Regions from separate parts of the Homo sapiens genome. Here all the other regions are linked to region 7. Evidence: read pairs that join two places in POLR2A ChIA-PET (ENCODE). Cell type or tissue: MCF 10A. All regions are shown on one strand. Region 1 holds the start of PCDHB10 (protocadherin beta 10). Region 2 holds the start of PCDHB11 (protocadherin beta 11). Region 3 holds the start of PCDHGC3 (protocadherin gamma subfamily C, 3). Region 4 holds the start of PCDHGA10 (protocadherin gamma subfamily A, 10). Region 5 holds the start of PCDHB14 (protocadherin beta 14). Region 6 holds the start of PCDHGB5 (protocadherin gamma subfamily B, 5). Region 7 holds the start of DIAPH1-AS1 (DIAPH1 antisense RNA 1).

Evidence for each region. Peaks named below come from ENCODE experiments on the same cell type or tissue, not always from the same donor. Only the 100,000 strongest peaks of a DNase experiment are listed, where the experiment ranks them.
Region 1: POLR2A ChIA-PET joins it to region 7 with 15 read pairs; 4 of 35 experiments call an interaction of 5 or more read pairs at or near these places.
Region 2: POLR2A ChIA-PET joins it to region 7 with 26 read pairs; 4 of 35 experiments call an interaction of 5 or more read pairs at or near these places.
Region 3: POLR2A ChIA-PET joins it to region 7 with 37 read pairs; 8 of 35 experiments call an interaction of 5 or more read pairs at or near these places.
Region 4: POLR2A ChIA-PET joins it to region 7 with 11 read pairs; 15 of 35 experiments call an interaction of 5 or more read pairs at or near these places.
Region 5: POLR2A ChIA-PET joins it to region 7 with 91 read pairs; 5 of 35 experiments call an interaction of 5 or more read pairs at or near these places.
Region 6: POLR2A ChIA-PET joins it to region 7 with 10 read pairs; 8 of 35 experiments call an interaction of 5 or more read pairs at or near these places.

What each region holds. Positions count from the first base shown.
Region 1 is chr5:141,190,269-141,194,268 of GRCh38, forward strand. PCDHB9 (protocadherin beta 9) reads left to right here. Exons shown (of 1, transcript NM_019119.5): 1 at 1-1,273. It overlaps PCDHB10 (protocadherin beta 10), which reads left to right and starts at 2,085. Exons shown (of 1, transcript NM_018930.4): 1 at 2,085-4,000. The coding sequence starts at 2,285. It also overlaps PCDHB@. RefSeq lists an enhancer at 3,948-4,000. In MCF 10A, a CTCF peak has its summit at 2,030 (motif pointing right); a DNase peak (open chromatin) is centred at 2,043.
Region 2 is chr5:141,196,726-141,200,725 of GRCh38, forward strand. It overlaps PCDHB11 (protocadherin beta 11), which reads left to right and starts at 2,902. Exons shown (of 1, transcript NM_018931.3): 1 at 2,902-4,000. The coding sequence starts at 3,050. It also overlaps PCDHB@. In MCF 10A, a CTCF peak has its summit at 2,802 (motif pointing right); no DNase peak of the experiment used is centred here.
Region 3 is chr5:141,473,455-141,477,454 of GRCh38, forward strand. All of the region lies in intron 1 of PCDHGA1 (protocadherin gamma subfamily A, 1), which reads left to right. The region is part of intron 1 of PCDHGA2 (protocadherin gamma subfamily A, 2); the gene reads left to right. The region is part of intron 1 of PCDHGA3 (protocadherin gamma subfamily A, 3); the gene reads left to right. The region is part of intron 1 of PCDHGB1 (protocadherin gamma subfamily B, 1); the gene reads left to right. It also overlaps PCDHGA4, PCDHGB2, PCDHGA5, PCDHGB3, PCDHGA6 and PCDHGA7, and 11 more genes. RefSeq lists enhancers at 2,252-2,361, 2,819-3,362. In MCF 10A, a CTCF peak has its summit at 2,457; DNase peaks (open chromatin) are centred at 2,417 and 3,057.
Region 4 is chr5:141,410,918-141,414,917 of GRCh38, forward strand. The region is part of intron 1 of PCDHGA1 (protocadherin gamma subfamily A, 1); the gene reads left to right. All of the region lies in intron 1 of PCDHGA2 (protocadherin gamma subfamily A, 2), which reads left to right. The region is part of intron 1 of PCDHGA3 (protocadherin gamma subfamily A, 3); the gene reads left to right. All of the region lies in intron 1 of PCDHGB1 (protocadherin gamma subfamily B, 1), which reads left to right. It also overlaps PCDHGA4, PCDHGB2, PCDHGA5, PCDHGB3, PCDHGA6 and PCDHGA7, and 7 more genes. In MCF 10A, a CTCF peak has its summit at 2,046; a DNase peak (open chromatin) is centred at 2,044.
Region 5 is chr5:141,221,418-141,225,417 of GRCh38, forward strand. It overlaps PCDHB14 (protocadherin beta 14), which reads left to right and starts at 1,926. Exons shown (of 1, transcript NM_018934.4): 1 at 1,926-4,000. The coding sequence starts at 2,089. It also overlaps PCDHB@. In MCF 10A, a CTCF peak has its summit at 1,866 (motif pointing right); a DNase peak (open chromatin) is centred at 1,894.
Region 6 is chr5:141,394,805-141,398,804 of GRCh38, forward strand. The region is part of intron 1 of PCDHGA1 (protocadherin gamma subfamily A, 1); the gene reads left to right. All of the region lies in intron 1 of PCDHGA2 (protocadherin gamma subfamily A, 2), which reads left to right. The region is part of intron 1 of PCDHGA3 (protocadherin gamma subfamily A, 3); the gene reads left to right. The region is part of intron 1 of PCDHGB1 (protocadherin gamma subfamily B, 1); the gene reads left to right. It also overlaps PCDHGA4, PCDHGB2, PCDHGA5, PCDHGB3, PCDHGA6 and PCDHGA7, and 4 more genes. In MCF 10A, a CTCF peak has its summit at 3,064; no DNase peak of the experiment used is centred here.
Region 7 is chr5:141,555,732-141,559,731 of GRCh38, forward strand. All of the region lies in intron 18 of DIAPH1 (diaphanous related formin 1), which reads right to left. It overlaps DIAPH1-AS1 (DIAPH1 antisense RNA 1), which reads left to right and starts at 2,580. Exons shown (of 3, transcript NR_038333.1): 1 at 2,580-2,756. RefSeq lists enhancers at 1,558-2,410, 2,171-2,465. In MCF 10A, CTCF peaks have their summits at 1,072 and 2,305 (motif pointing left); DNase peaks (open chromatin) are centred at 2,230, 2,710 and 3,950.

The DNA of each region.
Region 1 (4,000 bases), 370 kb before region 7:
CCCAGGTTCAAGCGATTCTCCTGCCTCAGCCTCCAGAGTATCTGGGACTACAGTTGCATGTCACCACGTTCGGCTAATTTTTGTATTTTCAGTAGAGACGGGTTTCATCATGGTGGCCAGGATGGTCTATCTCTTGACCTCGTGATCCACCCCACTCAGCCTCCCAAATTGCTGGGATTTACAGGCATGAGCCACCGCACCCAGCCTACAATAATTTTCTTAAACTTTACCTTTTATTTTAAAGTTCTAGTTTCCCGGCATTGATAGTTCCCTATTTGAAATATAATGTTTCTCTTGTAAGTGATATGATAAATAAACCCCTAATTAGCCTTAGAAGAAAAACCACTGCAAGATATTAAGCGTGTGTAAATGGGCTTTAGTCTGGAAACCAAAAAAAAAAAAAAAATTTAGTCATTCTATAGGATCATGTGAAAATATTTAATTTGCTCCTTTTAATTCTGTATAAACAAATCAGAGGTTCCTGAGGTTCCTGTTAAATTTTTAATGGCTAATAGCCCAGTGCCATCCAGTTGAAAAAACAACAGCAATCACAAAGTAGAGGTTTATATTGTGCGGCTTTTATATTCAGCTATTAGAGTGTTATTGGTAGTGTCTAGCCTTTTCCTCCACGACATTCCTTGACTTAATCCATTTGGGCCTATTATAGACAAAATAGAGCTTCTTTCTAGATATAAGGTCTTTGAGGCAGGGCTCAGTGGCTCATTCCTGTAATCCCAGCACTTTGGGAGGCCAAGGCGGGCAGATCACCTTAGGTCACGAGTTTGAGACCAGCCTGACCAACGTTAAGTAACCCCGTCTTTACTAAAAATACAAAATTAGCCAGGCATGGTGGCACATGCTTGTAATCCCAGCTACTCGGGAGGCTGAGGCAGGAGAATCGCTTGAACCCAGGAGGTGGAAGTTGCTTTGAGCCGAGATTGCACCATTGTACTCCAGCCTGGGCAATAAGAGCAAAACTCCATCAAAATAAAATAAAATAAAATATAAAATAACTTAAAAAGAACTTTGAATAAAATTCTATGAAAAAAGACACTAGAATGCTGTTCTTAATTTTAATAGTGTTAAGATAGGTGTTAGTGTGGTCTGTTCTTTACCTCCCTTTATTTGGTGCAGAGAAGTTAGATCCTGCTAAATTTCAATTAAGAGGGGACCTTAAAATAAGGATCAATCTCTTATTTAACCCTGTAAGTTACTTTAAAGCTAATACAAGAAAAACAAAGACAAGTGAAAGTAAGGAAACAGAAATTGCAAAGAGTAAATGAAAGAAAAAAACTTTCAAGTGGTCGGAATTGAAAGGCACTGGAAAACGTTTCAGGTTCTACCCATCTGAGTTTATTTATGCATGTCCTAATACAGGCAGTATTTATTGCTTGTCTGATTTGTCACTCACAGATGATTAGGACATAGTTCCTATCCTTAAGTAGCCCACACATTGAAGAAGAAATAGATTTGCATGAATTAAGAAGCAATAATATTTGCAGGGCAATCATAGTTGTATACACAAGTTTTTATGAGAGAATAGAGGAGGGACAGCTTAAATGCATTATACAAGATTACAGAGTGATGATTCTCCTTAATCAGTGTGATGAGATTTTGAAGTTTGTTGAGGAAGGTGTGAAACATATTTTCTTTGTCTGTTTTGGTGTTCTTATCCCGATGTTTCTGGAAAAGTAAAATCTCCTGTTACTTTGGTGATCCCAGATGTCAGCAACATTTTCCCTTTGATTCTTGACATTGTGTGAGAGTTGTGTCTGAGATGAAAGGACTAGTAGAGAGCTAAATTTAGCACAGTGAGGTGGACAGAGTTATTGCTAGAAACATATTTTCAAGTGTTGAATTTTTAACTTTTCCCAAAAAGAATTGAAGAATCTCAACAATGTGACTATTTCTCTGTCTCAACATTAATTTTTACAAGACAAACGAAAATAAACATGAAAAATTTAAATGAGGCACTAAAGGAAATTGTCTGAATACACACACCCAAATGGGTACAACTACTGAAATCTGGTGGAGGCCACACGGTGGCGCTGCAGGCTAAAGAGACGGTTTGGGAATTGCTCTGAGGATGCTATGCAAGTCACTAATAAAGGAAGACACGGACAGATGAACTTAAAAGAGAAGCTTTAGCTGCCAAAGATTGGGAAAGGGAAAGGACAAAAAAGACCCCTGGGCTACACGGCGTAGGTGCAGGGTTTCCTACTGCTGTTCTTTTATGCTGGGAGCTGTGGCTGTAACCAACTAGGAAATAACGTATGCAGCAGCTATGGCTGTCAGAGAGTTGTGCTTCCCAAGACAAAGGCAAGTCCTGTTTCTTTTTCTTTTTTGGGGAGTGTCCTTGGCAGGTTCTGGGTTTGGACGTTATTCGGTGACTGAGGAAACAGAGAAAGGATCCTTTGTGGTCAATCTGGCAAAGGATCTGGGACTAGCAGAGGGGGAGCTGGCTGCAAGGGGAACCAGGGTGGTTTCCGATGATAACAAACAATACCTGCTCCTGGATTCACATACCGGGAATTTGCTCACAAATGAGAAACTGGACCGAGAGAAGCTGTGTGGCCCTAAAGAGCCCTGTATGCTGTATTTCCAAATTTTAATGGATGATCCCTTTCAGATTTACCGGGCTGAGCTGAGAGTCAGGGATATAAATGATCACGCGCCAGTATTTCAGGACAAAGAAACAGTCTTAAAAATATCAGAAAATACAGCTGAAGGGACAGCATTTAGACTAGAAAGAGCACAGGATCCAGATGGAGGACTTAACGGTATCCAAAACTACACGATCAGCCCCAACTCTTTTTTCCATATTAACATTAGTGGCGGTGATGAAGGCATGATATATCCAGAGCTAGTGTTGGACAAAGCACTGGATCGGGAGGAGCAGGGAGAGCTCAGCTTAACCCTCACAGCGCTGGATGGTGGGTCTCCATCCAGGTCTGGGACCTCTACTGTACGCATCGTTGTCTTGGACGTCAATGACAATGCCCCACAGTTTGCCCAGGCTCTGTATGAGACCCAGGCTCCAGAAAACAGCCCCATTGGGTTCCTTATTGTTAAGGTATGGGCAGAAGATGTAGACTCTGGAGTCAACGCGGAAGTATCCTATTCATTTTTTGATGCCTCAGAAAATATTCGAACAACCTTTCAAATCAATCCTTTTTCTGGGGAAATCTTTCTCAGAGAATTGCTTGATTATGAGTTAGTAAATTCTTACAAAATAAATATACAGGCAATGGACGGTGGAGGCCTTTCTGCAAGATGTAGGGTTTTAGTGGAAGTATTGGACACCAATGACAATCCCCCTGAACTGATCGTATCATCATTTTCCAACTCTGTTGCTGAGAATTCTCCTGAGACGCCGCTGGCTGTTTTTAAGATTAATGACAGAGACTCTGGAGAAAATGGAAAGATGGTTTGCTACATTCAAGAGAATCTGCCATTCCTACTAAAACCTTCTGTGGAGAATTTTTACATCCTAATTACAGAAGGCGCGCTGGACAGAGAGATCAGAGCCGAGTACAACATCACTATCACCGTCACTGACTTGGGGACACCCAGGCTGAAAACCGAGCACAACATAACGGTCCTGGTCTCCGACGTCAATGACAACGCCCCCGCCTTCACCCAAACCTCCTACACCCTGTTCGTCCGCGAGAACAACAGCCCCGCCCTGCACATCGGCAGCGTCAGCGCCACAGACAGAGACTCGGGCACCAACGCCCAGGTCACCTACTCGCTGCTGCCGCCCCAAGACCCGCACCTGCCCCTCGCCTCCCTGGTCTCCATCAACGCGGACAACGGCCACCTGTTCGCCCTCAGGTCGCTGGACTACGAGGCCCTGCAGGCTTTCGAGTTCCGCGTGGGCGCCACAGACCGCGGCTCCCCCGCGCTGAGCAGAGAGGCGCTGGTGCGCGTGCTGGTGCTGGACGCCAACGACAACTCGCCCTTCGTGCTGTACCCGCTGCAGAACGGCTCCGCGCCCTGC
Region 2 (4,000 bases), 360 kb before region 7:
CTGGTAATCTGAAAAGACCTTAATACAGGCATTTTATTTATTAATCTGGCCATGCAGGCATACCCTGTTAACATATAGACTCTTACTGTAAGTTCTGAGAAATTTTCTTGTTATGTTTTAGTAATAATTTATCCATTGAGTTTTCTACAGTCTCACTTTAACCAGAATCTCATTAAATATTGCACCTCCTGTGTTGATTTTCTGAGACTCTAAATTATAATTTTTTTCTTCTTTTCCATCTCTTGTTCTACTTATTAGACAATTTATTTAATCATCCAATCTCCATATTTAAGTTTTTCTTTTTGGATAGCAAATATTTATTTTTAAGAGCTCTTGGTTTTTCATAACATCCTATTACAAATTTGCAAATGTAAATCTTCTTTCATCTATAATTAATCTATTTATTCTTTAAAAATGCATTATATAGTAAGAGTTATTATTATACCTATTTTAAACTTGCAAGTGAATCAAAGGGAAGTTAAGAATTTGCCTAAGGCTATATAGCTAGTAAGGGGCACTTAAGCCCTAAGCTATTCTTTGTCTTCCAGGTATAAATACGTACTTGATAGGGTTACTGTTAACATCAACTAGGTAAATCCATATGAGGCACTAGAATAATGAACTTAGAATAAGTCAATAAGTGTTAGCTCTTATTACATTTTGTTTCTCTGGGGATACTAATCAGACATTTTAAAAGGCTTTCTTTTGTTTTCTGAATTATATCTATTCCCTCCTGTTGCTTTTTGTGCTTGGCGGTAGTATTACAGTTTTGGCTTTTCTATTTCATGTTGTAGGCATTTTCTCAAATGTCTTGTTATCTTTGACTGTCTTATTATATATATGAATGGTGACACAGCAAATGCTGACAGTCAACACTTCATGAGTATTGATGACAGGGCTTCACTCTAATGTAACCATGCTAGGATAGAGCTACTACCTTGGGAAACCCCCACATATCAGTACATGTAAGTCTTTATCTGCGCCTTTCATATTCCCCAGGATAGAATTCTACAATATTCAATGTTTTGGGTGCGATGGGGAAGATGTCAGGCATATATCTTGTGTCCTACAATCTGAGAGTATCATGGCTAGGAGTCTCACAATACAGAAGGCAGTGTTTTGCCTAATCTCCCTATCTTTAGTTTCATACCTCCTACTTTCACTCAGCTCTGCCTGGGGTTTCCAAGACTGGAGATAGTATAATTTCTCCAGAATATAATCTAATTTCTCCAGAGTATAAGCTTTCCATTCTCTGGCTCTCAGTTATTTTCTTGTCTCTGTATGATGGTGAAAAGACCAGAGAATTCAACTATCCTACATACATACTTTCAACTAATAACTTCTTTTTTAAGCCCTTACTTGACTTCAGCCTTCTTATACACCTGGTTCCTCCAAGTCTGGTACCTACTAGGATTGTGTAGGGAAAACCCAGTAGTTTATTTTTAGTATCTCCAATGAAGGAACTTTATTTTAGACATTTCTTGGAACTATTGTCAATTGCTCTTTCATCTGCTTTCTATCATCAAATAATTTGTGTATTTACTTATGTATTCTTAGTCTTTGTGAATTCATACCTTTTATTACTTTTCTGTCATTTTAGAGAGGGGTTAAGAAGAAGGAAGGATAATTGTATAGTCAATCCACATACTATTCAATTTCTACTCTTCTGCACTGATAATTTTTCAACCATGTATCTAGTTCACATTTTTGTGAATGTAATTTGAAATTAGAATTTTTAAAAGCAGACTTCTTAGATGTCCTCCATTATTGAGAGTACTTTGAGATGTCTAACAGTGGATACCATTGGTAGTTTCCAAGCACCTATTCCAACTATCTCCCTCATTATGCCATGCACTTTGGCTAGGACTGAAACCACCTCAAGTTTAAGGGGCAATCTCTGCCTGGATTAAAACAAAGGGTCAAAGATGGAGTCTTTAGATTCTGGGACTATAATCTCTACCTTTAATCCTATACATCTTGAGACACTGATTTCTTCAGTAACAGGCTGAAGTGCTCTCAGTTGGTCTAATCAGAATGAAGGCTAAGATTTTGTTCTATTATTGAGGAAGAAAATATCTCTCATTCTGTCTTCTTGAGCTGAAAAACAAAGCAGATAGCCATAGATGTTGCTGGAATAAATCTTGGGAAACTGAGGGAGGGCAGTCTTAGAAATAAGCCTGCTTTAAATGAAACTAACATGCTTGTGCTTGTGTATTTATTATTTTTTGAGAAGCTGGAACTAAATCAAGGATTCTCATAATGTGTTCTACTCCCAATATCTTACTTTACTTTCTAGCAGTTCACAATTCCTTGCTACCAAGGAAATCTATATAAATGCCTTCTTGTGCTATCATAACTATCAAAGTATGTCCCATCTCATGGTTAATCCAGTTTCATATCCTCTGAGAGGACTTCTAAAATGACCCATGTATAGTTTGCCTTTTCATTACCACCTAAGGAAAGTCAAGTAGTGATAGAATTTTGTACAGCTTAAAAATATTATGGTTGTTTTATGTTTCCAGTCTTCTCAGAAAGATTACAAACCACTGGGAGCCAGGAATCACATCTTGTATTTCTGTATTCACCACAACTAAGCACGTTTGGTTGTATGGAGAAGGGGGAAAGATAAATGCTTTAAGATGAATATTAACAGCATATCAAACTAAAGAGAATATGAAATAATTATTACAGAACGTGCAATATATTTGTAATCACTTGAACACAATGAATAAAACAATATTTGTTTCCGGAGGACATATAAGTGAATGGAATTTAGGTAGCTTTCACCAAACTGTGAAAATCTATGGAGACACTTGGTGGCGCTGCAGGATAACATCGTGAAAAATATATTCACTGGATGGCGTTGTGAACACTGATATCCAGTGCACACAGAGAATCAGAAGACAGAAACAACAAGCCTTCAAGAGGGTGACCTGGAAACCATTCAACAGGGTTAAAATCCTTAGACCACAGAGGATTTGGTGGACAAGTCAGAGACGCGTTCCGCAGAGCTGAAGCCTTTCTTCAAGAAGCCTACAAGAAAGGAACTATGGAGAACCAAGGGACACGCACTCAGCAGATAAGGCAAGTCCTGCTTCTCTTTGTTTTGCTCGGAATGTCTCAGGCGGGCTCTGAAACCTGGAGCTTTTCTGTGGCAGAAGAAATGCAGAGCGGGAGTTTTGTAGGCAATCTGGCAAAGGACCTGGGGCTGAAGGTGAGAGAACTGTCCTCACGGGGGGCTCGGGTGGTCTCTAATGATAAGAAACAGCGTTTGCAGCTGGACATAAACACTGGGGATTTGCTCTTAAGTGAAACACTAGACAGGGAGGAGCTCTGCGGTTCCATCGAGCCTTGCGTGCTACATTTGCAGGTGTTAATGCAAAACCCCACGCAGTTTTTACAAATTGAGCTTCAGGTCAGGGATATAAATGATCACTCTCCCATCTTCTCGGAAAAACAAATGCTCCTAGAAATCCCAGAGAACAGTCCCGTTGGTGCTGTGTTCTTACTAGAAAGTGCGAAGGATTTAGATGTAGGAATCAATGCTGTAAAAAGCTACACAATAAGCCCCAACTCTCATTTTCACATTAAAATGAGAGTCATTCCAGACAATAGGAAATACCCCGAGTTAGTTCTGGACAAGGCGCTGGATTATGAAGAGCTCCCGGAGCTCAGTTTCATCCTCTCTGCTCTGGATGGTGGGTCCCCTCCCAGGTCTGGAACTGCCTTGGTCAGGGTGGTGGTTGTGGACATTAATGACAACTCCCCTGAATTTGAGCAGGCTTTTTATGAGGTGAAGATTCGGGAGAATAGCATCCTTGGCTCGCTGATTTTGATTGTCTCAGCTTGGGATTTAGACTCTGGAACAAATGGTGAAATATGCTATACCTTTTCCCATGCCTCAGAAGATATTCGCAAGACATTTGAAATTAATCAAAAGTCTGGAGAAATTACTTTAAGAGCACCTCTGGATTTTGAAACGATTGAGTCATACTCAATA
Region 3 (4,000 bases), 82 kb before region 7:
TTTAAAGTTGTGCCAAGTTCAATGGAAAAAATATAAGGTGTTCTGAGAGAGCATAACAAAGGATCCTGGTTTTAACTGGGGCCTAATGGAAGACCTCTATTAGGAAATAACATTTAAACTAAGACCAGACAGACCTGTAGAAATTAGCAAAGCAAAGGGAGGGAGGAAAAAGCAGCTTTCCTGGCAAAGGAACAATTTGTGTGAAGGCCCTGAGACAGGGAAGGGCTGGGGTTCTGACCACCCTCCAAGTGGTGCAATGGAATATAGTGAGAGAGGGAGAAGACATGAGAACTTGGATACTATGCAAAGGATTTGGTATTTTAATTCAAGAGCAGTATGATGCTACTGAGGAGCAGCTGGACAATTGTGTGATCCAATTAAAATTTTAGGAAGATGAACCTCGCTATTGTGGAGAATGCATACACAAGGGTTCTGTTGGTTCATGAAGAGGTCTTAAGAAAACTATGAGCTGGGTGCAGTAGCTCAGGCCTGTAGTCCCATCTACTTAGAAGTCTGAGGCGGGAGGATCCCTTGAGCCCAAGGAGCTGGAAGTTACAGTGAGCTATGATTATTCCACTGTACTCCAGCCTGGATGACAGAGCGAGATCCTGCCTCAGAAACAAAAACCAAAAAACAAACAACAACAAAAACAACAACAACGAAAATCTCAGAAAACTACAGGCCTTATTATCAAGAAAATGACAGGCCTTATTATTGAGAAAACTACTTACATTTTTAAAAGCTGATTTTCAAAAACCAGATTGTGAATTAAGTGATGCTGAATAGGGGAAAAAAAGACTGATAAACCAGTGTATCTCTGAATAACCCACTAGATCAGTGCTTGTCAAACTTTAATGTGTTTTCAAATCACCCTGATGTTTTGTTAAAATGTAAGTCATGTCTCAGTAGGTCTAGAGGAGGGCATTTCTGCATTTCTAACAAGCTCCCCGGTGATGCCTAGACCATTGGTCCTCACACTTTGAGTAGCAAGTGATTGGGCTATACTCTTTATTCTAAATTCTAAATGTATTCTATCTTCTAATGCCTATCAGCCCTCTTGCTGGTCTGGCTAATTATCAAACTTGAGCATTTAAAACTGGGGGTTTTCAGAGATTAATTGAAGTGTTAAAGACATGGAAATATAGGTCACATATGGCTTTTCATCTCTTCCGGAAATATCCTATATATCCTTACTTCTTTTCTACCTACCTAACCTATGTGCCTACCCCTTCACTTATGTTCAAGGTTCTATTATACTTCAAAAGGACTCTATGCAATCAAAGTGATGTCCAAGACAAATATACAGAAATAGTATGAGGCTCTAACACTTTACATCTAATGGAGTGGTTTGCATCATTAATTGAGGCTTACTCTGTGCCAGGCACTTTACCTGCCTTCTTCATTTAATAGGATAGGAGCAGGAACTCTTAGAGGTTCATTTCTTGTTCAAGGATATACATCTCATCTCTGGCTTATATCACAGTGGACTCTTTTATTCACTATCCTAATCATTATAATTTTGTTTGGTGACAACAATTCTAAATGCAGAAAAGTTAAGGCTCTTTATTCTGTGACTAAAGGCTTTGTATTTTCTAAAGATTTGTGGAGCTTTGCTGCCATTATTTCAATAATTTTATAAAGATCCTAGGTGGTAAATAGGCCTGGCTTTTTTTCTTTTTGAAATCTTCTCCGTCTTCTTCTTCATTAGCAGTGCAACTTCTTGTGGCATATGGTACCCAAGATCTTGGGAAAAGGATTGATCAAGTAAAGGGAAACGATAGAGAGAGTGTGCTCTACAACTGAGATCATGCTCCTTGTGAAAGACAGGGTAGGGAAATTTCTTATTGCTCCCTGGTTCTTAAGAAATGAGAGCTAACAATGACATCCAGTTTTAAAAGAAATAAAATCTGAATTGTACTTTTAAATTTTATAAGCCAGAGTTAAACCAATAGATTGTAACTCCTGCTAATTTGATAGTAGCTCCAGATAATGAGGAAGTGACAGGGAATGCTAATTTCATTTGGTAAGAGATAAAACTGAAATTATTAATGTCTCCACGGAAATGCTAAATGCCTCCTTACAAGTAGGGTCCGGCTAATTGTCTGTCTTCCAACAAGCCAGATTTGTTGGTGTTTTTCCAGACAATGTTGTGTAGTTTTCGGTTTGGTTCGATCCCCTTTCTTGTGATCAAAGAAAGTGATTCAAATGTTTAATGAGTCTTGATTTGGATTGGAGACTTGCAGAACGGCTAGCCTCACAGCCCCAAGGCTGGCTTTCCCTAAGGTAGGTTTCCTATGCACCGATACTGGCAAGGCGCTTTGGCTGGAAACTCTGGAAGGAAGCCAAAGGAAAGTGAAGTTCCTGGCGCTAGCGCGTGTCCTGCTCAGAGAGCCCGGCGCTAGCTCATTCTTCGTGCAGTTATTGGCTGGGACTCTGTGTGCCGCTGTCGGCCAATGAAGACGCTGGAGATCGGGCCCCTGCCCGTCCCCTTTCTGCGCCCCGGGATGAGGCAGAGACTGAACAGCCGGCGAGCAAATCAACGGCATCCAGAAAGCCATGTCGGACTCGGCGCCCAGCGCCCAAGCGCTAACCCGCTGAAAGTTTCTCAGCGAAATCTCAGGGACGATCTGGACCCCGCTGAGAGGAACTGCTTTTGAGTGAGATGGTCCCAGAGGCCTGGAGGAGCGGACTGGTAAGCACCGGGAGGGTAGTGGGAGTTTTGCTTCTGCTTGGTGCCTTGAACAAGGCTTCCACGGTCATTCACTATGAGATCCCGGAGGAAAGAGAGAAGGGTTTCGCTGTGGGCAACGTGGTCGCGAACCTTGGTTTGGATCTCGGTAGCCTCTCAGCCCGCAGGTTCCGGGTGGTGTCTGGAGCTAGCCGAAGATTCTTTGAGGTGAACCGGGAGACCGGAGAGATGTTTGTGAACGACCGTCTGGATCGAGAGGAGCTGTGTGGGACACTGCCCTCTTGCACTGTAACTCTGGAGTTGGTAGTGGAGAACCCGCTGGAGCTGTTCAGCGTGGAAGTGGTGATCCAGGACATCAACGACAACAATCCTGCTTTCCCTACCCAGGAAATGAAATTGGAGATTAGCGAGGCCGTGGCTCCGGGGACGCGCTTTCCGCTCGAGAGCGCGCACGATCCCGATGTGGGAAGCAACTCTTTACAAACCTATGAGCTGAGCCGAAATGAATACTTTGCGCTTCGCGTGCAGACGCGGGAGGACAGCACCAAGTACGCGGAGCTGGTGTTGGAGCGCGCCCTGGACCGAGAACGGGAGCCTAGTCTCCAGTTAGTGCTGACGGCGTTGGACGGAGGGACCCCAGCTCTCTCCGCCAGCCTGCCTATTCACATCAAGGTGCTGGACGCGAATGACAATGCGCCTGTCTTCAACCAGTCCTTGTACCGGGCGCGCGTCCTGGAGGATGCACCCTCCGGCACGCGCGTGGTACAAGTCCTTGCAACGGATCTGGATGAAGGCCCCAACGGTGAAATTATTTACTCCTTCGGCAGCCACAACCGCGCCGGCGTGCGGCAACTATTCGCCTTAGACCTTGTAACCGGGATGCTGACAATCAAGGGTCGGCTGGACTTCGAGGACACCAAACTCCATGAGATTTACATCCAGGCCAAAGACAAGGGCGCCAATCCCGAAGGAGCACATTGCAAAGTGTTGGTGGAGGTTGTGGATGTGAATGACAACGCCCCGGAGATCACAGTCACCTCCGTGTACAGCCCAGTACCCGAGGATGCCCCTCTGGGGACTGTCATCGCTTTGCTCAGTGTGACTGACCTGGATGCTGGCGAGAACGGGCTGGTGACCTGCGAAGTTCCACCGGGTCTCCCTTTCAGCCTTACTTCTTCCCTCAAGAATTACTTCACTTTGAAAACCAGTGCAGACCTGGATCGGGAGACTGTGCCAGAATACAACCTCAGCATCACCGCCCGAGACGCCGGAACCCCTTCCCTCTCAGCCCTTACAATAGTGCGTGTTCAA
Region 4 (4,000 bases), 140 kb before region 7:
ATCTCTGCTCACTGCAACCTCCGCCTTCTGGGTTCAAGCGATTCTCCTGCCTCAGCCTCCCAAGTAGCTGGGATTACTGGTGCCCCTCACCACAGCTAAATTTTTTGTATTTTTAGTAGACATGGGGTTTCACTATGTCGACCAGGCTGTTCAGAAACTCCTGTCCTCGTGATCCTCCCACCTTGGCCTCTCAAAGTGCTGGGATTACAGGCGTGAGCCACAATATTTTGTCAAGTTCTGACTATCGAACAGAAGCAGTGGTCTTGGCATCTAAGAAAACAAACAAGTAACCTATCTATTCAAATTTGCGAAGACTTAGTGAATTTACGATATCTTATTTATATATTTTTAAAGCCTAAAAATATTCAGAAGACAGGCCCAGTGGCTCACACCTATAATCACAGCACTTTGATAGGCTGAATCGGAAAGTATCACTTGAGCCCAAGAATTGAGACCAGCCTGGGCAATATAGGGAGACCCCCCATCTCTACTAAAACAACAACAACAAAAAAAAACATTAGCAGAGTGTGGTAGCATTCCCCTGTGGTCCCAGCTACTTGGGAGGCTGAGCTGGGTGGATTGCTTGGTCCTGGGAGGTCAAGGTTGCAGTGAGCCCTGATCTTGCCACTGCACTCCAGCCTGGGCGACAGAGTGCGACCCTGTCTCTAAAATAAATAAATAAATATGCAGGCAGGGCCAAGTGTGCTGTAATCCCAGCACTTTGGGAGGTGGAGGTGGAGAATCTCTTGAGCGCAGGAATTTGAGACCAGCCTGGGCAACACAGGGAGACTCCATCGCTACAGAACATTTAAAAATTAGCAGGGTGTGGTGGCACATGCCTGTGGTCTCAGCTACTCTGGTGGCTGTGGTGGGAGAATCGCTTGAGCCCAGGAAGTCTAGGCTGCAGTGAGCTGTCTAGGTGACAGAGTGAGACCCTGTCTCAAAAAAAAAAGACATTTCTAAGAAATAAATGAAATACTATTGCCTTTGCACTCAGTCTCTGTCTCTGATTCTCTGATAGAAGATTTTTGAAGAAAAAAGATAAAATCTTTGAAGAGTTCTATACTTGGAAGGCATAGTGACATAAACACTTCTGAACATCCTGTTCTCTGTGTGAAAGAAGTGAACTTCTATACCCTTTGCATTTGAGGGAACAATTGCTACTGGGTTGATGGGCACACACAGTTGAAGATATGTGAACCACTGGACTTTGGCCTCTGATACAAACTGCCTAAGAGAAGAGATTATTTATACTGGTATTAATGCTCTGATGAAAACAGGTCATTTGACATAAACACTTACTTGTTAAAAACCTATATCACTACATCTAACTTTGTTTTCTAAAACTTTTAGTACTTCAAATTCTACGTATTTCTTTTCTCATTACAATGCAAACAGTTTAATTTGCAACTGTAATATATGTTCATTTTAGTTTGTGATTACCTGCTTAATCATTTAAATAGGTCCATTTAACTTGTATCCCTGTAAGATAAAGTATGTTTTACACAAAAAGGTTAATTAAGGCTCAGTAAAACTATTCTAGAAGAGTACTTTAAAAACCTCTTACACAATCCTAAGCTAAATAAGTTTAATGAATTAAGTAGTTACAATTATAAAGCTTCAGAGTGAATTATCTCATGAGTTTATTTAATATAATCTTTGTATGAATGTATACTAAATAAAATTGGCCTATTCAAATCACAATTTTAAATTATAAGACTTTTCTGAATTTACCTAGACACTAATATGACCTAAAATAAGTATTATTTACCTTTTATTAAAGTGTGTACATTTCTGTTGGGAAAACGTGTTGCAAATATATATTTAACCAAACATTATCTTGAAATATTTACAATATTTTCACTCCACTTTATCACACCTCCCCTAAGAAACCTACATATAGTAAATTATTTAAAGATAGGAGTGGAGAAACCAAAGAATCTATGTAAAATATAATAATCCAACAGAATAGTTTACTTTCCATTGCATGTATCACTTGGGTGCAGTAACTTCTTAGGACTCTGAGCGCCGCTGTTCACCTACTAGGAGAGAAAACGCAGCCAGAGCTCAATCCGGATTCTCAGGGCTTCAACTACACAAGCCCCACAAACCGGCTGCTGGGCTGCAGGGAAGCTCACTCCAGAATTTAAAGTGCCCAGGCTACAGAGACACCCTGAAGCCACAGAAAGACAAAGGAACCGGTTGAAACACACAACGTGTCCAGTGAGGACTTTGCAGAATTCTGTAACCAGACTACAATGGCCGCTCAAAGGAATCGCTCAAAGGAATCAAAGGATTGCAGCGGGCTGGTCCTGCTCTGCCTTTTCTTCGGGATTCCATGGGAGGCTGGAGCCCGGCAGATCTCCTACTCAATTCCTGAGGAATTAGAGAAAGGCTCTTTCGTGGGCAACATCTCCAAGGACTTGGGTCTGGCGCCCCGGGAGCTGGCGGAGCGCGGAGTCCGCATAGTCTCCAGAGGTAGGACGCAGCTTTTCTCTCTGAACCCGCGCAGCGGCAGCTTGATCACCGCGGGCAGGATAGACCGGGAGGAGCTCTGCGCTCAGAGCGCGCGGTGCGTGGTGAGTTTTAATATCCTTGTGGAAGACAGGGTGAAACTTTTTGGGATAGAAATAGAAGTAACTGATATCAATGACAATGCTCCAAAATTCCAAGCAGAAAATCTAGACGTAAAAATTAATGAAAATGTCGCTGCGGGAATGCGTTTTCCTCTCCCGGAAGCTATTGATCCGGATGTGGGCGTGAACTCCCTGCAGAGCTATCAGCTCAGCCCCAATAAGCACTTCTCCCTAAGAGTTCAGAGCCGTGCCAATGGCGTCAAGTACCCGGAGCTGGTACTGGAGCACTCCCTAGATCGCGAGGAAGAGGCCATTCACCACCTGGTCCTCACCGCCTCCGACGGGGGTGACCCTCTCCGATCTGGCACTGTCCTTGTCAGTGTGACTGTCTTCGATGCAAATGACAACGCGCCGGTCTTCACCTTGCCAGAATACCGAGTGAGTGTTCCTGAGAATTTGCCTGTGGGCACTCAGCTGCTGACAGTCACAGCCACCGACAGGGACGAAGGTGCCAATGGAGAAGTGACATATTCATTCCGAAAATTACCTGACACGCAATTGTTGAAGTTCCAACTAAACAAATATACTGGAGAAATAAAAATATCAGAAAATCTAGATTATGAAGAAACCGGTTTCTATGAAATAGAAATACAAGCAGAAGATGGAGGAGCATATCTTGCAACTGCAAAAGTGTTGATTACAGTAGAAGATGTAAATGACAACAGTCCAGAGCTGACCATCACGTCTCTATTTAGTCCAGTGACTGAAGATTCACCTCTGGGAACAGTCGTAGCCCTTTTAAATGTGCATGATTTAGACTCTGAGCAGAATGGACAGGTAACCTGTTCCATTTTGGCGTATCTACCATTTAAATTAGAAAAGTCCATTGACAGTTATTACAGATTGGTGATACACAGAGCCCTTGACAGGGAACAGGTATCCTCTTACAATATCACAGTGACAGCCACAGATGGGGGAAGTCCTCCTCTATCAACGGAAGCTCACTTTATGCTACAAGTGGCAGATATCAATGACAACCCACCTACCTTCTCTCAAGTCTCCTACTTTACCTATATCCCAGAGAACAACGCCAGGGGTGCCTCCATCTTCTCAGTGACAGCGCTGGACCCGGACAGCAAAGAGAATGCCCAGATTATTTACTCCCTGGCTGAAGACACCATCCAGGGGGTACCTCTGTCCTCATACATATCCATCAACTCAGACACTGGCGTCCTGTATGCACTCAGATCCTTCGACTATGAGCAGTTTCATGAGCTACAGATGCAGGTGACAGCCAGCGACAGCGGGGATCCTCCACTCAGCAGCAACGTGTCGTTGAGCCTGTTTGTGCTGGACCAGAACGACAATGCGCCCGAGATCCTGTACCCCGCCCTCCCCACAGACGGTTCCACAGGCGTGGAGCT
Region 5 (4,000 bases), 330 kb before region 7:
ATTCATGGTGTGTATATATATATATATATATATATATATGGTGATTGAAACCATGAATGCTATATATATATATATGCTATATATATGCTCTCTGTATATATGCTATATATATGCTCTCTCTCTATATATATGCTATATATATGCTCTCTCTCTCTGTCTCTCTCTGTCTCTCTCTATATATATACATATATACACACCACAGTTCATATTGCCAGCTCAGATTTATTTCCTATGCTTTGGTTATATGCAAACACACACACACACACCCCACCACCACGCAAACACACATCCTACAGGCACTTACCTCAATATCAGCATGTTCAAAACTGAACACTTCATCTTTTTCCACCCCAATCATGTTTTTTTTTAGCATTCCCTGTCCTAGTGAATGACACCACTAGTCATCCAGATGCCCAGTCCAGAGGTGTGATATCATCTCTGAGTCTTTCCCATTTTTCTCCCCATGCAACCTATCAACCAACAGTTGAAAACATTTCATCTCCTCATACCTTTCTATTCATCCCTCTTCTCTCCATCCACACTGGCATTATCCTCATCCAGATCATCATCTCTTATCTGATCTCCTTGATTCTCCAGTCACTCCCCCTGAAATTAATTCTCCATACTGCAGCCAAACTGATTTTTTAAAATGCAGATGTAATCATGTTAATCAGATATTTAAAACCCATCTTTGTACTTGAATTACCTTTAGGATAAATTCAAGAATGCATGATATGACCTGTATAATGATTCATGTTCTCACCATGCTTTTAACCCTAATTTCATTGTTAGACCCTCCCCTTCCATAGTTTTTAAAGTCCAAGGCATACTTCATTTCTCTGTGTTCCTCAAAATGCCCATCTGAAATATTCCTCCTTCTCCTGGCTAGTTCCTTCAGATCACAATGTATTTTTCATTACCTCAGGAAAGCTTTCACTGATGTCCCAAGTCCGACTTTGATCTTAATTATTTTATTTTTGACAGACACTTAACCAGCACTTACAAACCACTTTGTAAATATTAATTCATTAGATGCCTACGATAATAATCATAGGAGACAAATATTATTACCCCATTTTACAGGTGAGGAAACAAAGGTATCTATAACTTGCCCAAGCTTATAGATAGTAAGTCACATAACCAGGATTCTAATATTGATAATTTGGTTCCAGATCCCATATTCCCAAGCACTAAGGTATGCAGCCTCCTAGGTACAAGAAGTCTTTTCTAGGTATTTCTATATTACTTTTTATAAATGCATACATTATGACATACTTCGTTTACTTGTCTGCCAATTTTTCTAGCTTGTGAGCTCTGTAAGAGCAAGAATTATCTCTAACTTATTTGTGCCATGTCCTTCTTTATATTTTTAAAATATAAAAGTGAAAAAAGTAATGATATTACCAACTATAGCTGACAACAAGTATTTACAAGAGTGAAGGAGATAATATATTTGTAATTACTCGAGAAATGACTTAAATAAAAAATTATTTCTTCAGTTCAGAATATTTTAACAGATCCTTTAGTGCCGAGCATTCAAAACAGTGATAATGCAGTGTATGGACTTTTCTGGATTCAAATTCAAACAAACCAACAGCAAAGGACATTTTGGAGAGAACTGGGGAAAACCAAATGCAGTATAAATTACACCAAGGAATTATTGCTCAAGTTGTTGATTGTGAACGTTTTATTACAATTATCTTTTAGAAGGCCTTACCTATTAAAAATACTTAGTGAAGTATTTAAAGGAAAAAAAATGATGTCTGGGATTTGTTTCGAATGTTCCGGATGTATTTATGAATTACTTTTTCAAAGAGGAAAACTTTTTTAATGAAAAAAAAAACATGGAGACACATGGTGGCGCTACAGGATAAGACGAAAACAGTACATAGGCTGGCACGGTGAGCTTCGCTATTCAGGAGAACAGAAAGCATCCAACCCACTGAAAAGACAGGCATTAAAGGAGCTTCGCCTACAGAGCTGCTGGAGGATACACTCTCCAGGGGGTTCCTGTTAAAAACCAGAGCTTCAGCTTCCAAAATTACGGCTGAGCTTCAGTTTTTCCACAAGAGATTGCCTAAAGGAACCATGGAGATCAGAGGGGCACTCGATCTGCGAAAAAGGCAAGTTCTAATATTCCTTGTTTTGCTGGGATTGTCTCGGGCAGGTACTGAATCTGCACACTATTCTGTGGCAGAGGAAACAGAAATTGGCTCTTTTGTGGCTAATCTAGCGAGGGACCTAGGGCTGGGGGTGGAGGAGCTGTCTTCACGTGAAGCCCGGGTAGTGTCTGATGATAATAAAAAGTATTTGCACCTTGATTTGCTGACTGGGAATTTGCTCCTAAATGAGAAACTAGACCGAGACGAGCTGTGTGGCTCCACCGAGCCCTGTGTGCTGCATTTTCAGGTGGTTTTGGAAAACCCTTTACAGTTTTTTCGGTTTGAGCTGTGTGTCAAAGACATAAATGATCACTCCCCTACATTTCTAGACAAGGAAATACTTATTAAAATATCAGAAGGTACCACTGTTGGAGCTACCTTTCTAATGGAGAGTGCTCAAGATTTGGATGTCGGAAGCAACAGTCTCCAAAACTACACAATTAGCCCCAATTCTCACTTCTACATTAAAATTCCCGACAGTAGTGACAGAAAGATATACCCAGAGCTGGTCCTAGATAGAGCTTTAGATTATGAACAGGAAGCTGAACTCAGATTAACACTCACAGCAGTGGATGGTGGATCCCCGCCCAAGTCTGGGACAACTTTGGTTCTCATCAAGGTGTTGGACATCAATGATAATGCCCCTGAGTTTCCTCAGAGTCTCTATGAGGTGCAAGTCCCCGAGGACAGACCCCTTGGCTCCTGGATTGCCACCATCTCAGCTAAGGATCTGGATGCAGGAAACTATGGAAAAATATCTTACACATTTTTCCATGCATCAGAAGATATTCGTAAAACATTTGAAATTAATCCAATATCTGGGGAAGTTAATTTGAGATCACCCCTGGATTTTGAAGTAATACAGTCCTACACTATAAATATTCAGGCAACAGATGGTGGGGGTCTTTCAGGAAAATGCACCCTTCTAGTTAAAGTTATGGATATAAACGACAACCCACCAGAAGTGACCATATCGTCGATTACAAAGAGAATTCCAGAGAATGCCTCAGAGACCCTAGTAGCTCTTTTTAGTATCCTAGACCAAGACTCTGGAGACAATGGGAGGATGATTTGCTCTATTCAAGATAACCTCCCTTTTTTCCTGAAACCGACCTTCAAGAACTTTTTCACTCTAGTTTCTGAAAAAGCACTGGACAGAGAGAGCCAAGCCGAGTACAACATCACGATCACCGTCACAGACTTGGGGACACCCAGGCTGAAAACCGAGTACAACATAACCGTGCTGCTCTCTGACGTCAATGACAACGCCCCCACCTTCACCCAAACCTCCTACACCCTGTTCGTCCGCGAGAACAACAGCCCCGCCCTGCACATCGGCAGCGTCAGCGCCACAGACAGAGACTCAGGCACCAACGCCCAGGTCAACTACTCGCTGCTGCCGCCCCAGGACCGGCACCTGCCCCTCGCCTCCTTGGTCTCCATCAACGCGGACAATGGCCACCTGTTTGCCCTCAGGTCGCTGGACTACGAGGCCCTACAGGAGTTCGAGTTTCGCGTGGGCGCCACAGACCGCGGGTCCCCGGCGTTGAGCAGCGAGGCGCTGGTGCGCGTGCTGGTGCTGGACGCCAACGACAACTCGCCCTTCGTGCTGTACCCGCTGCAGAACGGCTCCGCGCCCTGCACCGAGCTGGTGCCCCGGGCGGCCGAGCCGGGCTACCTGGTGACCAAGGTGGTGGCGGTGGACGGCGACTCGGGCCAGAACGCCTGGCTGTCGTACCAGCTGCTCAAGGCCACGGAGCCCGGGCTGTTCGGCGTGTGGGCGCACAATGGCGAGGTGCGCACCGCCAGGCTGCTGAGCGAGCGCGACGCGGCCAAGC
Region 6 (4,000 bases), 160 kb before region 7:
GGCTGACAGCATCCCCGAAGTCCTGACCGAGTTGGGCAGTCTGAAGCCTTCGGTCGACCCGAACGATTCGAGCCTTACACTCTATCTCGTGGTGGCAGTGGCTGCCATCTCCTGTGTCTTCCTCGCCTTTGTCGCTGTGCTTCTGGGGCTCAGGCTGAGGCGCTGGCACAAGTCACGCCTGCTCCAGGATTCCGGTGGCAGATTGGTAGGCGTGCCTGCCTCACATTTTGTGGGTGTTGAGGAGGTACAGGCTTTCCTGCAGACCTATTCCCAGGAAGTCTCCCTCACCGCCGACTCGCGGAAGAGTCACCTGATCTTTCCCCAGCCCAACTACGCAGACATGCTCATCAGTCAGGAGGGCTGTGAGAAAAATGATTCTTTGTTAACATCCGTAGATTTTCATGAATATAAGAATGAAGCTGATCATGGTCAGGTGAGTTTAGTTCTTTGCTTGCTTTTAATTTCCAGATGAATTTTATTTGGCATAAATTATGTTTTGAAAAACATTGTGAAGATAGTTGAAAATAATTTTTAAGGTGTATCACAGAGTTTTGGGTTTATTTTGGTGGTGTTACTATAAAATTGAACTCTAATAGTCATAGGTTATTGTTTCATTTGCTTTTAAACGACTTGGAAAAGATTGTTCAACCATTTTAAGCCTTCCAGTATTTTATTCCTATTATCACTCATTCACTTAAGAAGTAGCTACCCGTCCATACTGGTAATTTTGCTATTGTTTGTGTGTGTGTGTGTGTGTGTGTGTGTGTGTGTGTGTGTGTGTGTGTGTATCCCAAACTAGAACTTCAGAAAATTATCAAGAAGTCTAAAGCCTTGTTATTAGCTTAGCAAAAGTAAAATATATCTCAGAATTTTTAGGGTTATGTTTAGCATTTGAACCTGTAACTAGGCTCTTGTAGATTTCTTCACTTTAAACCTCTTTTCTGAGCCCTGTTTCTGTACCAGTGCCCTTCAAAACTTTAATACTTCTTACCATCCTTCAAAACATGAACAAACTTTAAAGATGGATCTTGGTGGGAGATGAGACTGGTTACTAAATATTAAGTATGTGAGTCAGTGGTCACCTGGGCTCCATGCCCATGGAGACATGAAATCTAAAGCCTAGAATGTCCATTGCTCCCCCAAACAAAAAACAAAAGCAAAAACATTAGATCTGAATTAAAATGTAATTTTAAACTGTTGAAAGTGACTTTTGTAAAATATGTAAGAACATATTTCAATACAATTCCAATTAGCTGTTTCGGTTGTGCATTGATGTGAAGTGGTGAGAATGTTGATATTAAGAACCAATGTTTCAGGTACACAAGTTCTAAATAAGCTGATCAATTCAATTAAAGTTATTCAGTCTTGGCTGGACACAGTGCCTCATGTCTGAAATCCCAGCACTTTGGGAGGCTGGGGCAGGAGGACCGCTTGAGCCCCGGGGGTTTGAAACTGCAGTGAGCTATGATCATGCCACTGCACTCCAGCCTAGGTGGCAGAACTAGACCCTGTCTCTAAAAAAACTATTATTAGGCCGGGTGCGGTGGCTCACGCCTGTAATCCCAGCACTTTGGGAGACTGAGGTGGGTGGATCACCTGAGGTCAGGAGTTCAAGATCAGCCTGGCAAACATGGTGAAACCCCGTCTCTACTAAAAACTACAAAAATTAGCCAGGCATGGTGGCATGCGCCTGTGGTCCCAGCTACTCGGGAGGCTGAGGCAGAAGAATCACTTGAACCCGGGAGGTGGAGGTTGCAGTGAGCCTCGATCCTGTCACTGCACTCCAGCCTGGGCAACAGGGTGAGACTCCGTCTCAAAAAAAAAAAAAACTAATATTAATAGTAAAAACTCGGTATAGGCTATCCATTATTGTATTCCTGCATACCTTCTTGTAGCATTTGAATAAAGCTAATACCTGAATTGATTGTTGTAAGGTAGAAGTAGATGACCCAATAAATGTTTGTTATTAATGAAAAGGACATTTCCTAAGGATTGTGTAGTGTTCTACTGTATGGTGCATATTCAGTGGAGTGGGAGTTAACTTCATAGTTTGTGTACCATTTGGATGCACATTTGAGAGGACAACATATTATTGGCACTTTGCAATTTTAAAAACTCGGATGAAAGTTGCCCTGGTAGGAAAGAAAATCCTTACTCTCCCTAAAAATGTTGGCTAGTTGTTTTTATTAATCTGACAAATGGACTAAAGAAGGTTGACCAATGTCCACAAATTTATGTAAATGAACTTATGAGCTTCATTTATCCAATTCCAAAGTCATTTCAGATAGGATAATAATGCAATCCACTAGAATATCCCTTTGTACCTTGTATTGCAGAATAGATAAGCATTTCCCCAATAACTCTTAAGAATGAATTTATGTACTGTAAAAGATATGACATAAGAGAAGTATTTTGAGATATGAAGAAGAGCAACGTAGTAGGGTATATCATTTCTTAGCTACATCATATGGGCAGTATACTTGAATGAATATTTCCTGAAGTAGAAGAGTAAAGAAAAATTATTTTTATAAAGAATGTTAATATAGTCAGGAAGAGGAGATGTTTGGGGATTGGTATAAAATTGCCACAACTTTACAAAATAGTTTTAAATAGTATAGATTTCCCTAATATGTGTAATATAAAACACTAGAAATATTGGGGAGTTGGAAATCATAGAAATGAACAGAAGAATGATAAAATTGTTTCCATAGCTAATAAAAAATGAATTTTTGAAATCAGTATAGTATGAAGGCTCTGAGAGCAAGAACTGTATCATATTAATTATTATATTGCCAGTGACAAGGGCAATACTTAGTTCTAGCTAAGAGTTCAAGGTATGTTTGCAGAATGGTGAAAGAATGGACCAATGTATGCAGGTTTGTATAAAAACCCAACGTGATATTTCTAACAATTTGGAAAACAGAGAAAGATACCTTAAAGAAGTTGTTATAATTTTTTATTAAGTATATGGACGTAAAAACTTGGCTTGTTAAGTTAGGCACACAAAAACAATTACTGCACTGGTTAACTTGAAGCCGCAGAGGCTGTAGTTTCCTAGTGCTGACTCTGGGCGCCGCTGTTGGCCAAAGTGCAGAGCTTGGCGCTCCAGATCTCCTCGCGCAGCCGCAGCGCGCTTTCCAGGGCAGCCCCAGCTCAGACTCCCCAGCGCCGGCCTTTACACCGCTTCCTCCTCGGAAAAAGAATCGTTTCCTAAACTGGAACTGGAACTAAAGCCCGTTCGGAGATCCAAAAATCTACAATACAGAGGTTATTTGTAACCTGGCGTCTCCAGGCTGGTGAGCAAGCTGAGGAGAGCAAGAGGGATGGGGAGCGGCGCCGGGGAGCTGGGCCGGGCTGAGAGGCTGCCAGTGCTCTTTCTCTTCCTGCTGTCTTTGTTCTGCCCGGCGCTCTGTGAGCAGATCCGCTACAGGATTCCCGAGGAAATGCCCAAGGGCTCCGTAGTGGGGAACCTCGCCACGGACCTGGGGTTCAGCGTCCAGGAGTTACCGACTCGAAAACTGCGCGTCAGTTCGGAGAAGCCTTACTTCACCGTGAGCGCAGAGAGCGGGGAGTTGCTTGTGAGCAGCAGGCTAGACAGGGAGGAGATATGCGGGAAGAAGCCAGCTTGTGCTCTGGAATTTGAGGCTGTTGCTGAAAATCCACTGAACTTTTATCACGTGAATGTGGAGATCGAGGACATTAATGACCACACGCCAAAATTCACGCAAAATTCCTTTGAGCTGCAAATAAGTGAGTCTGCACAGCCTGGCACAAGATTTATACTAGAAGTAGCAGAAGATGCAGATATTGGCTTAAACTCTCTGCAGAAGTATAAACTCTCTCTTAACCCAAGTTTCTCATTAATAATTAAGGAGAAACAGGATGGTAGTAAATACCCGGAACTGGCACTGGAGAAAACCTTAGACCGGGAACAACAGAGTTACCATCGTTTAGTCCTGACTGCCTTGGACGGTGGACATCCACCCCTAAGCGGCACCAC
Region 7 (4,000 bases):
GGCTGTGACTCTCAACAAACAATAGTAGAAAAGAGAGACCCTTACACCTAGCTATGTGGTTAAAAAGTGGCCGTGCCAGGATCCGTATTTCTAGCTGCTGCAATCCTGACCTATTCAGCAGATTCTAAACCTTTTGCTAGTGGGAACTATAGTTTCCAAACTAGACATGGGGCCAATCTAGTCTCCACAGACCAGACTCTACGAGTGTCCTGCCAGCCTTGCCAAGAAGCCAGACCCTGCTAATTCCCTTCTATCACCTGTGCCCTTCCCTTGGGCAAGGGAATAGACTGCTTGCTGTGGCTGCTGAAAGTCAGAGTCACTGACCCATTTCAGAAGTGGGAGAAGAATATTAAGCAAGAACTTTCATCTGATCATTTGCATCTAAGTCAGTCTCAGGGAGTATCTCCAAAAAGGTCAAGGGAAGGACTAGCGATATTATAATCCTGAAGCCATAAAGGACTTTTCACCACATCCCCCCCGGCCCCAACACAGTATTATATTTTTTCTTTCTGTAAAAGTCCATGAAGTGCTGTTAATTCATTGAGTCTTACCAGGGAGAAAGCTGCTACTTAAGTAAAAAAAGTATTCGGGAAAAAAAAAGCTGATACTCTAGAATCACCATAGGGATGCAGCTATTACACAGTGGCCAAACACAGTTGTCCCAAAGCTTAAAAGCTCTCCTTTAATTCTTAGAACGGGTGAGGCCCACTTCTATGACCATGTTCTCCGTTGACGGCAGTGTGCAAACTTTTCTCAAGACTTTGGGTAACAGATTATCACGTCAGGAGAAAAGTAAGAGTCCAGCCCTTTCTCCCTCTGAAGGTGGCAGGGCATTGCTCCTTCACTTGGTCACCAATAGCCTCTGTGGGAAATCCTAAAGAAGAGGCTCTGCTCTGGCAAGAAGGGAAGTCTGGCTTTGTATCTTCTCAGTCCCAACCTGAGAGATCTTCTTTTTATTTATTTATTTATTTATTTTTTGAAATGGAGTCTCACTCTGTCACCCAGGCTTGAGTGCAGTGGTGCAATCTTGGCTCACCACAACCTCCGCCTCCCGGGTTCAAGCAATTCTCCTGCCTCAGCCTCCCGAGTAGCTGGAATTACAGGCATGCGCCACCAGGCGGCCCGGCTAATTTTTGTATTTTTAGTAGAGACGAGGTTTCGCCATATTGGCCAGGCTGGTCTCAAACTCCCAACCTCACGTGATCCGCCCGCCTCGGCCTCCCAAAGTGCTGGGATTACAGGCGTGAGTCACCGCGCCTGGCAGAGATCTTTTTAAAAGAAATTAAGTCTATAAATAAATTGCAAAATAAAAAATAAAAAAGAGCATAAGAGAGAACCTATAGAGACATCAACCAACTGCAATGTGTAGACTTTATTTGGCTCTGATTCAAATGAACTATTAAAAAAAACAACTATCATAAGATAATTTGGGAAATTTAATACTAACTGGCTATCTGATGATAAAGAATTTTTTAAATGTGATAATGGTAGTAATTATCTTCTTTTAAAAGTCCTAATTTTTTTGACACACATTCTGAACTGCTTAAGGATTAAATAATATGAACAAGGATACATGTAAAAATAATGGGTGGCAAAGACAAAGTTGATACAGGTATATGAAACAAGACTAGCTGTTGATTAAGTTTTTTAAATGGGTGATGGACATAGGGGTGTTCATACTAGTCTCTTTACATATATGTGTGTATGTGTGCGTGCATTTTTTTCACGGTTTCAAAAATAACATTTTTTAAAAAAATTCAGGACCATTTCCCTAGAGTCCTTGGGGCATTTGATTCTTCCCAGACAGCTAAGTGAAAGGGGTTCCTTTTTTTCTTCTTTTTTTGGGGGTATCTTTTCTTATCTGATCCTATAATTAAGAAAACTGCCCTAAACATCTCTGTAGCAAAAACACCTAAACCCAGGATTAGAGTCTAGATGAGGCAGAGGGGATGCCCTGGCCTGCTGCCTCAAAAGCTAGCACTCTGTCACTGTTAGTAGGTGTCCGGCAGCCAAACCATTTTGCTCTGTGCTCCGCTGGCAAGGACTTGCGGCATCGATTGCTCAGGATGCAGGCAGCCTGCAGCAAGGTGTGTCCCTGATGAGCAACTGCTGAGTAAAAGAGTACGTAGCTGCGCCTCAGCCAGTCTCCCTCCCTCTGCAAACCAGACTCCTCCTTTGCCTAACTCCTTTTTTTATTCCTGCGTCACAAATACAAAATGGAGTTAGCTGGGAGCAAAAACAATCTGTCTAAAATGGCTGAATGCGGTGGGGAGTGCCAGACAGTAAAGCGAAGGGAAAGGGCACCCCCTGGCGGCCAAGATAGGGAGTCTGTTTTATGTTCTTCACTACTTTTGCATTTCAAACGAATCAGTCCTACAGAGTCCAAGTTAATTTTGTCACAAATCTTGATGTTGAGCTCTAAAATTCAACTAATAGAAACTGAGGCACAAGAAGGGAAAATAATTTTCAGTCTCTAAAGACAAAGGGCACAAGTCAACAGCCCTGAGTTGCAGTTACTGCTTGGTTATGATCAGTAATAGTTTCTAGGAGACAACAGAACGGAAGGGAGGTCCTTTTATAGTACATGATTCCCCAGCTTCAATAATGGACTAATGACCCCCGGAATCCCACCGCTATAGCCTGCACTTCCCCAGGAATTCCTGTTTAAGGCGTCTCTCAATGAAGACCACAAACAGGAAATGGAGGAGTGGGGAGTTGCCTGACATCCTGGAAACTACGTTCTTAAAGAACTGCAGGTGGGAGTAAGTGGGATAGAAAAATGGGCTTTTCAAAAACTGTTGAGAACACGGACTGAGTCAGTTGTATCCGCACGGCTGGAAGACAGGCAGCTCCACCTAACCTCACTCACTTACTCAGGACCAAAACCCTACTTGCTCTGCCCAAGATAAAGCCTGCAGCATTTGTACCTATTCTACAGGGAACACCCTCCATTATCTTTATCTTACGCTACACCTCCCTTGAGTAAGCCAAGTACCTATGACTAAAAAAGAACATGTAAGAAAGGTGGAAAAAACAGAAATTATCTGGAAAAACTTGTGGGTACAAGTCATTAATGGTTGCCACTACTTAAATGAGGCTGCACAAATACGCCAGTTTATCCAACGTCCCTAAAGTGAGATAATGGCAACACATACAACACAGGTGCACAAAAATCACAAGTTGTTAAAAAAAAAAAAAAAAAGACTCTGGCATCACTATAGTTTTCTCTGAAGAAATAGGGTCTTTGTGGAAGAATCTTAGATCTCTCAGGCATATATGAAAGATCAGAACACTTAATAATCTCTCCAGGAAATAACTTTCTGTGAGGGTAACATAGCTATGGAATTGCCAAGTTCACCTAGCATACAATAAGCCATGTCTATTAAGCACTACATCAACTCTCTAATTCTGGGAAGAGGAGACAGTAAGAGGGTCTTAATGTTAATATAAGTGTTAATATAAGAAGCTGCCCAAATGGAGGACTTCTGATTTATATTCTTCATGGTTGTAATATACATAAGGGATAAATTCAGCACTTTAAAACAATCACTAAGGTATACATTATAGAAGGAAAAAATATCATGCCAACCGAATAGCAGTTATCCCTGCCCAAAGGTAACCGTATCACTGATACCTTGGCCAAAATATACAACTATCTGCAAAATCCCACAGAACTAGACCATTACAGATGTGCAAGCTGTAAGGAGGGACAGGGCAAACTGGCATTAATGAACAAACCTAAAGGACAAGAACAAAGCCACACAGAATCCCAAAGGAAGAACCAGATGCTGAGAGTTATAAAGAAGGGGACAGATATAAGTCTGGAAGGGTAGCAGAAAAGCAGTATTAAAAATCTGGGCACTTCACCAAGCATTTGGTCTTTCAGATAATATAGTCATTGAGTTTCCCACAGATACTTTCCCAGCACACCCAGGATGGTGACTCAATTAGGGAGTGCTAAAAAGAGGTCTGCTTCTAGGATGTGGGTGGGGAAGGACTG